Regions from separate parts of the Homo sapiens genome. Here all the other regions are linked to region 1. The links are chromatin contacts, found by Hi-C or POLR2A ChIA-PET in ENCODE. All regions are on one chromosome and are shown on one strand. The core of a region is the stretch at or near the end of the contact, and the rest is flanking DNA. Distances in the headings are between cores, read along the strand shown. Region 1 has its middle 14 kb from the start of TBX3-AS1. Region 2 has its middle 120 kb from the start of TBX3. Region 3 has its middle 220 kb from the start of TBX3.

Evidence for each region. A loop is a pair of places that touch in the nucleus more often than their neighbours do. ChIA-PET counts read pairs that join two places held with the same protein, here RNA polymerase II (POLR2A). Pooled maps may share reads with other maps.
Region 2: POLR2A ChIA-PET joins it to region 1 with 25 read pairs in HepG2. The contact joins two enhancer-like sites. POLR2A ChIA-PET finds 5 or more read pairs at or near these places in 2 of 52 experiments (HepG2 and naive thymus-derived CD4-positive, alpha-beta T cell).
Region 3: a loop to region 1 is called in a pooled map, with 2.6 times the contacts of the local background. The contact joins two enhancer-like sites. A Hi-C loop is called at or near these places in 1 of 50 pooled maps. POLR2A ChIA-PET finds 5 or more read pairs at or near these places in 3 of 52 experiments (AG04450, BJ and PC-3).

The regions. Positions count from the first base shown.
Region 1 is chr12:114,665,666-114,670,190 of GRCh38, forward strand. No RefSeq gene overlaps it. Among named protein-coding and RNA genes, the nearest start is that of TBX3-AS1, 14 kb to the right of the region's middle. Within about 2 kb of position 3,051, at least 16 of the 41 ENCODE cell types and tissues checked have a DNase peak (open chromatin) inside an H3K27ac peak, as active enhancers do; they include PC-3, where a contact is called at or near this core.
Region 2 is chr12:114,798,349-114,802,587 of GRCh38, forward strand. No RefSeq gene overlaps it. Among named protein-coding and RNA genes, the nearest start is that of TBX3, 120 kb to the left of the region's middle. RefSeq lists enhancers at 977-1,477, 1,478-1,978. Within about 2 kb of position 1,328, at least 5 of the 41 ENCODE cell types and tissues checked have a DNase peak (open chromatin) inside an H3K27ac peak, as active enhancers do.
Region 3 is chr12:114,901,797-114,906,074 of GRCh38, forward strand. No RefSeq gene overlaps it. Among named protein-coding and RNA genes, the nearest start is that of TBX3, 220 kb to the left of the region's middle. Within about 2 kb of position 1,760, at least 2 of the 41 ENCODE cell types and tissues checked have a DNase peak (open chromatin) inside an H3K27ac peak, as active enhancers do; they include PC-3, where a contact is called at or near this core.

The sequences.
Region 1 (4,525 bases), core at 1,801-4,300:
CTGCCGGGTAACCAGGCAGCGCTTTTCCTTCGCGGGGCTGCACCCTCAGCACCCCTTCGCCGGCTTCTCTGTAGAATCCTTCTTTCCACCAGCTGAACCCCTGGGCTTCTAGCTGGGGCCAAAACGTTGGAAGTGAGAGGGCGGAAAAAACTAAAATGTCATAGGTTCCTGGAAGCTGGGCAGGGTTGAACCCAGAAAGAGCGAAGATCTCTCTGCCTGCGGCGTCTCCACCTGCAGTCCCCGGACTGCGCTCGGCCTTGGCGCCTGGGTAGACAGAACATAGCAAATGCTAGGGACGCGGGGGAGGATCTGAGGCCAGCAGAGAAAGCCTCAGACACCCAAAGCCCCAGTCTTGGTTCCAGACCCCGCGGGAGAGGGAAACCCCGGCGTCAGCTTGGTGGTCGCCCTGCGGGCCCCGGCGTACGCCAGCGCTGTTGGAATTTCCTCTCCCCCGCGGTTTCCCTCGCGGTTCAGATCGGGACCAGAACGCGATCAGCTTCAGTGCCCCGCCGCAGGCATTTTTAAATAGAGTATTGCGTCCCCCATTCAGCCTCTCTCTTCCTCTACCGGGGAACAAAGGCCCCAAAACCGCGGTCTTAGCTGGGACGGGTGTCCCAGGACACACAAGAGGGTTGGCCGGGGAGGGGGATGCTGAAATAAAAGCTGTCCTTTTACATAGCACGACAGATGCACAAAGAAATTTGAACGTTCTCGTATTAAAAAAAAAAAAAAAAAAAAAAAAAAAAAAAAAAGCCTGCGGCACACTCCAAAATCCGGAACATCCCCTCAGATTTCTGTAAATCCGGGACATATGCGCCGCAGGTACGTACACCTTCAGCTGAATTAGGAAAGGGAATTACAGTGGATCCTGGAGCCCACTTCGGTTTGAATCCTGGCTCCATAATTTCCCCCAGAGGATCTTGGGTAAGTGATTTAATGGTCTATGCCTCAGTTTCCTCTCTTGTAAAACAGAGATAAAGATCATATATCGTTTATGGGGTTAACTGTGAAGGCTAACGGGGGTCACTTTTATGGGGTGCTTCACCGAGTGCCTGGCTTGTGCACGTGTCCCTTGTATGCCAAGTATTTATATTATTCTTGTTTCGTGTACTTTGAACTCCGACATCTGCAACATATACTTCTTGATTATACGCATCTTGATTATAAAACAACCAAATGCATCTACATCCGGAACTGTCTTGCGCATGAACTTCTAAACCCAAATTGGAAGAGACAGCTACAGATGGAGCACGCACAGCTACACGCAAACATACACATATCCTTCTAACACCTGCAGCTCCTGGCCCCAGAATGCAGACACCCAAGAGCTACCCTTAGATAGGAGTCTATACTGGGCTACCTACAGAAGAACCCAGGTCGCCGCTGGCGGCCTCGCAGCTGCACCCCGACAGCCACTTTCTTGGCTGGTTGCCGTGAGGTCACATTGGAAACCAGCGAGGCAGAAAGCGCGCTGTCGTGAAGCGTTGCAAGCCTCTCGTAGCGGCCTGAAGGCGGCTGTCTGTCTGCTGGCTTAGGGGAAAGGTCAGAATCTGGGTTTTCCTTCTTGGATGGAAATTTTTTTAAGGGCCTACACGTCAGGAACTGTCCCCACAAAGAAAGAGTGGGTCCCAGAACAGCGCAGATCTAGAGAGAGGCCCTAATCGCGCGAGCGCGCACACACACACGCCCTCTTGCACACACCCGGCTCCTTCAGGTTGCCGGGACCTCGGGAGGAGGGAGCCGCAAGGTCGTGACCCCTGCCTCTGCCCGAGCGCGCCCTTCGGCCCCTGCAATTAGCGCCGGGAGGTCAGCAGGAACCCGGACGCCTTCACCCGCGGCTCAAAGCACAGCAAAAGGCGACCCCATCCCCTCCCCTCCGCGGGTCTCAGACTCCAGGGCGCAGCCAGGACTGGAGCCGACCTTCCCGACAGGCAGGGGTTGGAGGCCTCTGACCGGCACCCGCATTTGTCACCTTAAATCTACAAGTCACGAAGGTGCTGGGCCCTGCAGGCTGCGGTAGCTGACCCTCGTAGGGACTGCTGCTCCCGCGAGTCATGGCCTTTGTCCTTGTAGACGCGGCCAGGTTAAAAAACAAAAACTTCCAAAGTTGTGGAGTAAAAAAGAGAGCATCCTGGTACTGGCAAGTTGTCCCCAGGGCAGAATTTGAGGTGTGTATGTTGGGGAAGGAGGTATCCTTTCTCTATCGACCCATCGCGAATTCAGGTTATCCCCCGCCAGGCGGGGTCCAGAACAAGGGTCTAGAGATTTCTACAAGCAGCAAGGAACTTGTCCAGAGAATTACGAGCCAGGGTTCCCGCACTGAATTTTCTAACATTCTTTGGAAACCCAGAGGAGGGCAGGGCTGTTTTTCTCATCTGAGGCACAAACGGGAGTGAAAGTGATATCCAGGAAAGAGGGGAAGGCAGCTTCTTCCGAGGCTGAGAATGGGGCTGGGGACGGAGGAGGAGGGGAGTGGGGCTGGGAGTGGTGGGGATGAGAAGGGGCGAAGGCGAAGCGCCCAAGTTCCGGAACCCGGGAGGCGCTGGGGTGCCGAGCCAGCTGCGGCGACCTGGACGCATTCGTAGACGAGACAGATAGGTGGCACTCGAAGCCCAGAAAAAAGGCGAAGGCGCCTGCCCTGAGTGGCCTCTGGGGCGGCCGCAGCCACCATAAAGCCTGCGGCGAGATTGCGACCGGCGCCAGGTGAGTAATAGGCAGCAAAATCCAGAGAGACTGCGAGCCGTTCATCCCCTCCACCCCCCGCCCATCAGCGCTACAGGAGTTACTCATTAACATCACAATATACAAATGAGATACACAGGAGATTAAAAAAAAAAAAAAAAAAAAAAGAGGAACGCCAGTAAGAGAGGCTGGACACAAGTCTGAGCAGGGTCCCCAAATCGGGGGCGGGGGGAGAGAAGGGAGGAGGTAAGCAAATTTGGACTGAGAAAGAAGAGAAAAGCAAAGCATTTCTTCCCTTTTGGAGGCTGAGTTCTTTTTTCCCCAATTCGGGAGAGCGCAACCAGCCAACTACCACCTTCTCAGAGGCGCGGACACCGCGCGTTGTCGCTGGATCCAGAGCTGCCCCCTTCAGGCTGTAGCCGCTGCGCAGAAGGAGCGCGCCCTGGAAATCTCCCAGTCCTCGGGGGAGCCCCAGCCTCAAAGGTCCCCAGGGCCCGTCTCAGCTCAGGCCCTGCCACCCCCGCAGCGCACCCCGCCCCTCCCCCCCCCCGCGACTCCGCACCAACATACTCTGGTTGTCTGTCTTCCCTCCCACCCCCGGAGACATCGCAGAGGAGGCTGTAGGGGTCCCCACGTGCCTGGCCAGAGATGGAAGGGGCTTTGCCCCGCTCTCCAAAAGGTCTCGACCTCGATCCCTTCCAAGTACAGGATGAGGGAAGGGAGGGGGCGTCCTCCTCTCCGGTCATTCAAGAGGCCTGAAGGTGACAGGGACTTGGGGCCGGGCTGGCGGGCTCCAGGGGGTGGCGGGTGGGGGGTGGGGAGGGAGGCAGCCGCCAGGCAGGCTCCAGCTGGGTCTTCACGTCATGGCCCCCAGGGCAAGAAAAGGGCTAAGGACTAACCCTCGAACCTTCCCGTGCCGCCCCCGCCCCCCAACAGACACACACCTCGGAGGCGAGGCTGGGGGTCGGGAGACCAAAAGACTGACAGTGCCTCATCATTTTTTATTGAATGTTTCAAAGATAAATTGAACTTCAAAAGGCAACTCCCCGAACAGCCTGGAGACGGGTTTGAAGGGGAGACTAGGGGAGGATGTCAGCCTCCTGGGTGACTTTTGCCGTGGAGGGGGTGAAATGTGCACCCTGGAATTACCTTTCCCCTTTCGGGGATAATTTCCCTCCTCCCTCGCGTGACACAGCTAAGTTTTCGCGGAGCTGGCCGCGCTTTGCACGCACAACTCGGGATGGATGGGGCCTCGTAGGGGCGCCTTGGGCCAGCCGGGTTCAATTTGAGGCACCAGGGACTGCAGGCTGTGTGGGGGGTTGCCGAGTGGAAAGGCGTTGCGTCTTGTCCACTTCTACAACCTGGAGGGTTGCTGCCTAGCCAAGCCCGCTCGGACTGCTGGGGCATTCTGCTGGCCTTTTCCCCGAGCCAAACACACTGGTGCAAGAAGGTATTTTCGACTTGGATTCGCCAGATTGATGTCAAAACTGAGGGCGAGCTTAAAACGAAAAACATTCGTACTTGCCGAGCTTACTTTTGGTCGGATTCGGGTGGGAAAACCTGACTTAGGGAGCACATCAGTCTTTTTCCATTAAAACTTAAAAGTATCTGAAATTACCCTTCTTTCTGTATTCTCATCAGGCCCCTTTCCGTCTCCCTGCTTTGCTCCCTAATTTAAAGGAAAAGTAATTTCAGATTGAAGTGGCTCCCTTCGCTCAAGTAAGGGACTTTTGTTTTTAGCTTTGTAACTTGAGTGACATCTCATTTTGGTTCGCTGGGGGCGGTCTTAATTATTTAAAGGCGAAGGGAAGGGGGTAAACTCAGAACAAGAAGATACTAAACC
Region 2 (4,239 bases), core at 78-2,577, 130 kb after region 1:
TGTATTTTCAGTAGAGATGGGGTTTCACTATGTTGGCCAGGCTGGCCTCGAACTCCTGACCTCAAGTGATCTGCCCGTCTCAGCCTCCCAAAGTGCTGGGATTATAGGCATGAGCCACTGCACCTGGTCTTTCCCCCACATTTTCTTTGCAAAAGTGCTGAGGTAGCTAGGCTATGAAAATCAGCCAGCTGTGAGCTGCCCAGCTGACAAAGGGGCCACAGCTGGAGAGGAACAGTGGCTGTTGATTCCAGCTGCAAATGAAAGGGTCAACACCTTGTAGGAAAAAAAAAAAATCCAGACATCAGCTGGTGGAAATGGTCCCAGAGTTCATAATAACAGAAAGGAAGGCAAGGAGATTTTATTGTTTTAATTGGCAGCTGTCTCTGGATTCTTTTTTTAAAAGAGAGTTTGGAGACTGTAACCCGGGCAGGTGTGTGTGTGTGTGCACATGTGTGTGCACGTGTGTGTAAGGGAAGCTGGAAGAAAACTGTGTCTGTGAATATGAGAATGGGAAGACTGGGAGGAGAGACTGCTGTGTGTGTATTAGCCAGGGAGGTAGAGAGGACAGTAGCCATCTCCTGCATATGGGACCCGTGAGAAAGAAAGAGACTAAGAGACTTTGAAAGTGGGAAATGTCTCAGGGAAGAGAAGACAAATCTATTTTTATTCCTTTTTTTTTTTTTTTTTTTTTTTTTGAGACAGAGTCTCACTTTGTCATCCAGGCTGGAGTGCGTGGGGCGAACTCAGATCACTGCAACCTCTGACTCCCGCATTCAAATGATTCTCCTGACTCAGCCTCCTGAGTAGCTGGGATTACAGGTGCATGCCACCACGCTTGGCTAATTTTTGTATTTTTAGTAGAGACGGGGTTTCACCATGTTGGCCAAGCTGGTCTCGAACTCCTGACCTCAGATGATCCGCCCGCCTCGGCCTCCCAAAGTGCTGGGATTATAGGCATGAGCCACCACATCTGGTCTGAGAAGACAAATCTTAATTATGTGTGTATGCATGTGTCTATATGAAAATGGAAAGCCCAGTGCGGTGGCTCATGCTTGTAATCCCAGAACTTTGGGAAGCTGAGGCTAGAAGATTGCTTGAGGCTACGAGTTCAAGACCAGCCTGGGTGAATAGTGTGAACTTTTCTCAAAAAAAAAAAAAAATCAATAAATAAATTTTAAAAAATTGAAAATTGTAGATGAAAGAGTGGGAAAAAACTAAAGTGGAACTGGGAGAGGAAACCACGCATGGTGCAGGAGAGAGCTGGAGACGGACTCAGAGCCAGCTTGGAATGAGCAGTGGCACCAGGAGCTCCCTCCAGCCTGTTCAGAAATAGTTTCCGGGAACTGTGGTGCTTTCCCCGCCCCTGCTCTAGGGCCAGCGGGGAGATGAAGCTGCCCGCATCGCTTGTCTTGGCTGCCTCTCAGCTGACACTGCTGACAGGCTGCTTTGATCTCAGGTTATCAGGGCTAACCCTGTGCCCTGGGCCTGCTCTGCCAGCCCCGCCCACGCTCCCCTCTGCTGAAAGGGCATTCAGTAAGGCCACCAACTGTTGGGAGGGAGGCCCAGTCCGCGTGCCTGGTTGGCCTTGGAGCCTGGGTACTTGATGTAATGAAGGCACCATCTTTTATTCTCAAAACAGTGAAGAACAGGGGCCCAGCTGGGGAAAACAAGCTTTTGAAGTGTAGTCACACGAAATAGTGCCACCAAACATCTATGGAATGTCATATGTTTATGTCCTCATGCTGTCTGGACCTTCACCCCCAAAGGATGAGTAGTGAAAGAAAGAAAACAGGATGGGCAGCCAGGAAGATTTTTTTCTTTCCTTTTTCCCAACTTTTACACTTCTAAAAAAATCTTTTCTTTTTTCCTTTTTGTGGAGAACAGGATCTCGCTATATTGCCCAGGCAGGTCTCAAACTCCTGGGCTCAAGCTATCCTCCCGCCTCTGCCTCCCTAACAGCTGGGATGACAGGCATGAGCCACCATGCCTGGCCTTCTCCGCAACTTTTATTTTGGATTCAGGAGGTACATGTGCAGGTTTGTTACCTGTGTAGATGGCATGATGCTGAGGCTTGAGGTATGAATGATCCCATCACCCAGGTACTGATCATAGTACTCAACAGTTTATTTTTCGTTGTTGTTGTTTTTGAGACAGAGTTTCGCTCTTGTTGCCCAGACTGAAATGCAATGGTACGATCTCGGCTCACCACAACATCCACCTCCTGGGTTCAAGCAATTCTCCTGCCTCAGCCTCCTGAGTAGATGGGATTACAGGCATGTGCCACCATGCCAAGCTAGTTTTGTATTTTTAGTAGAGACGGGGTTTCTCCATGTTGGTCAGGCTGGTCTCGAACTCCTGACCTCAGTTGACTCACCCGCTTCAGCCTCCCAAAGTGCTGGGATTACAGGCGTGAGTCACCGCGCCTGGCCCCAACAGTTAGTTTTTCAAGCCCTGCCCCCGTCTTTTCCTCCGCCCACTGGTAGTCCCCAGTATCTGTTCCTATCTTTATGCTCATAAGTACCCAATGTTTAGCTCCCACCTATAAGTGAGAACAGGGGGTAGTTCCTATTCTGTTCCTGTATTAATTCACTTAGGATAATGGCCTCCAGCTGCATCCATGTTGCTGCAAAGAACATGATTTTATTCATTTCTATGGCTGTGCAGTATTCCATGGTGTATATGTGCCACATTTTCCTTATCCAATTCATCGTTGTTGGGGACTTAGGGTTGATTCCATGCCTTTGCCATTGTGAATAGTGCTGCAATGAACATATAAGTGCAGGTGTCTTTTTGGTAGAATGATTAGTTTTCTTTTGGATATATACTCAGTAGCAGGATTGCTGAGTTGAACGGTAGTTCTGTTTTAAGTTCTTATAAGCCTCGACCTCTCTGGGCCAAGTGATCCTCCCACCTCAGCCGCCAGAGTAGCTGGGACCACAGATGTGCACTTGTGGGGAATTTTTTTCTTTTGTGGAGATGGGGTCTCACTACGTTGCCCAGGATAATCTTGAACTCCTGAGCTCAAGTGATTCTCCCACCTCGGCCTCCCAAAATGCTGGGATTGCTGGTGTGAGCCAATGCATCTGGCCCTGTTTTAAGTTCTTTGAGAAATCTCCAGACAGCTTTCCACAGTGGCTGAACTAAATTTACATTCCCACCAACAGTGCATAAGCGTTCCATTTTCTGGGCAGCCTCACCAGCATTTGTTGTTTTTTGACTTTTTAGTAATAGCCATTCTGACTAGTGTGAGATGGTATCTCATTGTCCTTTTGATTTGCATCTCTCTGATGATTAGTGATGCAGAACATTTTTTTCATGTTTGTTGACTGCTTGTATGTCTTTTTTTTTTTTTTTTCTTTTTGAGATGGAGTTTCGCTCTTGTTGCCCAGGCTGGAGTGCAATGGTGCAATCTTGGCTCCCCTCAACTTCTGCCTCCTGAGTTCAAGCGATTCTCCTGCCTCAGCCTCCCAAGTAGCTGGGATTACAGGCAAGCGCCATCATGCCCGGCTAATTTTGTATTTTTAGTAAAGACAGGGTTTCTCCATGTTGGTCAGGCTGGTCTCGAACTCCTGACCTCAGGTGATCCACCTGCCTCCACCTCCCAAAATGCTAGGATTACAGGTGTGAGCCACTGTGCCTGGCCACTTCTATGTCTTAAAACTTGCTTTCTTCTCTTAAGACCTCTGTTGAGTCATTGGATGTCCTTGGGCAAATCTTACTTCTGTTTGGAACTCAGTTTTCATCTCCCATCTTGTAAAATAAAAGTGCTTTTATAACTCTGGAAACCTCTCTTCAAGCAAAATCATGTGCAGAAATCCAATATGTAAAACAGATTGAAGAAGAGTGGGGCTGGTTGAAGGGGATATGAAGACCTGATACCCTAACAATCTGTTCAGTCCATGTGTTGATTTCCTTTCTTTTGAGACAAGGTCTTGCTCTTTCACCCAGACTGGAGTGCAGTGGTATGATCATGGCTCCCTGCAGCCTTGACCTCTCAGGCTTAAGCAATCCTTCCACCTCAGCCTCCCAGGTAGCTGGGACCACAGGTGTGTGCCATCACATCCAGCTAATTCTTTTTTAAATTATTATTTTATTTTAAGATGAAGTTTTGCTCTGTTGCCCAGGCTGGAGAGCAGTGGTGCAATTTCGGCTCACTGCAACCTCTGCCTCCCGGGTTCAAGTGATTCTCAGGGAGGATCGGAGGTCTCAGCCTCCTGAGTAGCTGGGATTATAGGCATG
Region 3 (4,278 bases), core at 510-3,009, 230 kb after region 1:
GGGATAGATTGGAAGTTGCCGGAGTGTGTTTATACATTTTTCCCCTTTAAATTAGAAAGGTGGGGTGACGATACTGAAAATATTTTGCAAAAAGAAAAAATTATCGCTTATTATCCTAACACCCAAAGACAAAACAAAATTTTTATTTTAGAGTGTTACTGGTCAGTTCTGGTTCCTATGCAGAGGTACGATTACAGAGTTGCATGCGGAATTGACTTTAAAAGCATTTCATTCTTCACTAAGCATTTGATCATCCTTTGTGCTTCATTTTTCCCAAGTGAAAAAACAAACATAAAGTTATCATCTTGTTTGGAAAGTGAGCATTGCTGCATCATGTTTCTTTATTTTTTATTTTGATTTATTTTACTTTAAGTTCTGGGTTACATGTGCAGAACATGCAGGTTTGTTACATAGGTATACATGTGCCATGGTGGTTTGCTGCACCTATCAACCTGTCATCTAGGTTTTAAGCCCCGCATGCATTAGGTATTTGTCCTAATGCTGCATCATGTTTATTACCAAGCATCTTCTTTCGTACAGAGCTTTATTTTTTCGTCCTTGGAGGTTTTCAAATTGAGTGAGCAGCATGTTGCATTTCTGGAACAAATGGCCTTCATTTAGAGTCTTTGCCCATATGGAAAACCATTGTGTCCAAGATTGGAAGTGAAATTATTCATTGGCCTTCAGATTCTTACAGTGAGGTAAGGTCCACCCTCTCAGATCCAGCTGTGCTCGTCTCCGATCCAGTATCGATACCCAGCCTGCTCTCTGAGATCACCATGGGAACAGGGAAGCTTCTCCCAGCATCTGCACTCAATAATTACTCTGGGATCCCCTCCTCCCACCCCATGTAGCCCTTGGACATGCCAAGCTTGTTCTTATTAGGACTTTTGCATCTGCTATTCCCACTGTCTGCGACCCTCTTGCCAATTTCTGCATGGCCAGCTCCTCATCACTTAGGTCTTTCTGCTCCAATGTCACCTTTTCAGAGGCCCTCTCCAACTATCCTCACACGCCACCCAGTCATCATTCTCTGCCCCATTGCCTTATTATTTCATCCATTGCACTTGCCACTCTGAAAGTACCCTACTTATCTGTTTGTGCACATGCCCTGACACGTGTCTACTTCTGTGTACCCACACCTGGCCCCATGTTGAGTGAATGAATGAGAGAATAGCTCACTTAGATCCAGCCTGCTTCACTTCACCCCACCTCGTGAATGCACCTTAAGCGTTTATTCAGGCTGGGATGGGAACAGGACACTAAACCGCGGCTCCAATTATTTGCATTGTGATTTACAACTTATTAGCATTTATTTATGCAGCACCTGTGAGGAGCATGTGGGCCCTGTCATGAGGGCTCAGCACGCACTGTGTTGTTTCATCCTCGTAACAACTTTGTATTATGAGTAAGCTGACTTTCCCCTCTTTCCGTTTTTCTGTTCCTCACATACCAACTCAGTCACTCACAGTTTCAATGGCCTGGCTATTTGCCTTCTCCTGAGCTAAGCCCTCCAGCCTGGACTTCGCCTTTCTGCTTTTACCCTGCCCTAGGACGGCAGGGAGATTTACTGGACCGGTCCACAAAGGCAGCAGAGAGGGGGAATCTTATAGAAATTCAATGTCATTCAGTAAAGCATTTCTTGAAATCTACTACACGAAGGGATGCCGTGATAGAGAAAGCTATGCCTGATCCCTTCTGAAGCCTGTAAAATATTATCTCCCTCCCTCCCTTTGTCCTTCTCTCCCTCCTCTCTGTCTCTCGCTCACCTCTTCCTTCACACCACATCATCGGTGGGAGAAGCAAGATACAGGCAATGGTTGCTCAGCAGGAAGTTCAGGAGACTGCGGGCTCCTCTGGGAACCTCTTGTGCTCCGTGGATCCTGGGAACTGCTCATCCACATGGTTCAAATGAAATGAGGTGTGTGTGAGTGTGAGTGTGTATGTGTGTGACAGTGTGTGAGTGTGAGAAAGTGTGTGAGACTGTGTGTGCATGTGTGTGAGGCTATGTGTGAGTGTATGAAAATGTGTGGAAGAGTGATGAGAATGTGTGAGTGTGAGAATGTGAGTGTGTGAGTGGAGAGCATGAGAATGTGACAGTGTGAGTGTGTGTGTGCATATATGAGTGTGAAAGTGTGTGAGAGTGTGAGGGACTTGTGCATGTGCATGAGGCTGTGTGTATGAAAGTGTGTAGGAGAATGCGAACAAGTGAGAATGTGTGTATGAGAATGTGAGCGTGTGTTTGAGTGTATGGAGACTGTGAGAATGTGACTGTGCAAGTGTGTGCATACGTGTGTGAAAGTGTGTGAGTGTGTGGAAATGTGTGTGCATGCGTGTGTGTGAAAGTGTGAGAGTGCATGGGAATGTGTGAGTGTGTGAGAGTGTGTGTGTACATGTGTGTAAAGCATGTCTGATTGTGTGGGAGTGTGTGTGCATACATGTTTGTGAAAGGGTGTATGTGTGTGGGAACGTGTGACAGTATGAGTGGCTGGAGAGAGAGGGCAAGTGTGTATGAATGTGAGAGTGTGACAGTGTGAGAGTGTGTGCACACTGTGTGGGGGGAATGTGTGAGTGTATGAGAGTGTAAAGGTGTGTGAGGGAGAAAGTGTGTGAAAGTATGAGTGCATGTACATGTAAGTGTGTGAAAGTGTGCGGGGGAACATCAGTGTGTGTTAGAATCGTGTGTGATTGTGAGTGTGACAATGTGTATATGAGTCTGAGAATGTGTACGAGTGTGTATGTGAAAGTGTGTGTGAGAAAGTGTGAATGTATGCATGAGCATGTGTGAGAAACAGTGTATGAGCATGTGTGTTTGCGTGAGAAAGTGTATGTGTGTAAGCGTGTGTGAGAAAGTGTGTATGTGAGTGTGTGTGAATGTGTGCACATGTGTGAGTGTAAAAGTGTGTGTATGTGTGAGGAAGTGTGCGAGAATGTGAGTGTGTGTATAAAAGTGTGTGTGTATGTGTGTGAACATGTGTGAGAGTGTGTGAGAGCATGTGTGTTAGTGTGTGTGAGAAAGTGTGTGTATGTGAGTGTGTGTGTGTGAACATGTGTGGGACACAGGGGATGACTCAAATGCTGAGTCACCTTGGCTGTTGTGCCTGCCCAGCAGGTCACTCAGCTGCATAGTGAGATGGGAGAGAAGTGGGGCCTGTTTTTCACAGTTGGTACTCAGGTGGAAAGCTCCCTGTTTAAAGTGGTCAGGAGGAGGGTGCCCAGCCCACCATGCATCTCATGACTATTCAGAGGGAACAACATACGGAACCAGCTCCCAGGCTCCAGCATTTGTCCATTGTGAATTAAAGATTTCCGCTTCCTCCGATTTTTGACTGGCTAGAATCAGCTAGGCCACCCGCAAGTTGGTTCACTGGTGGGGCAGGAGGATTGGTACAGAATGAAGATTCCCCTCTCCCCCTTCAACTTTCCTGTCAGAAACTTTCTCCTCCCAACAGAAGTCCTTTGGAATATCCTTGTGACACCATGCTTCTTGGAGGCCCCCTCTTTGCTGATGGCTGAAGGCTCAGTCAAAACTTACTTGACTTCCTTTTAACCGCTCCCTAAGCTCTGTCCCTCATACTTATCCCTCAGCTCCCCGTTCTGAGATCTTGTCTCCCTGGTTCTGAGCTCCATCCTAAAGGCTCAAGTGAGAATCTAAGGCATTGAATTTCAGCAAGAATCTCATTTCCTTCTTGCCCCCAGTTGACTATACTCACACTATCTTCTAAATCTTCTCCCAGTGAGAGGAAGTAAGGTAATTTTTACTTTTCATTTAACAGTTGGGGGAAATGGAAGAACACAAAGTTTATGGAACTTCCCCATGGTCCCTTCCATTTGTGAACTTCCAATTCACAAACTCAAAACCCAATTGTCTGACTTTAAAGCCTCTTTGTCCCCCTGTGGCCAATATTTGACTCTCCATATTGCCAAGAAACTAGAGGCAAGACCAGGGGTCACTGAGTACCCAGCTGCTGCACCTACTCACTTCACTCCTTCCCTCACAGAGCCTGCGACTGGGTTGGGGATGAAGCCACCAACTCATTGCCCAAGTGGTATCGCTTCATGTTTGTTTTTCCATCTGTAAAATGGGCTTAATAATAGCAGGGGTGTTGTGGGCCAGATTAATTAATGTTTGGACAAGTTCTTTGAGATTACCTGGATGAAAGGTGTGAGGGGAGTGCCAAGGCTTATTAGTGCAGAGGCATTTGCCAGGACTAATTTAGGATTCCCCATGTTTCCCAGTTAGCAGCCTCCATAGTGATCACTTACTCAGGGAATAGT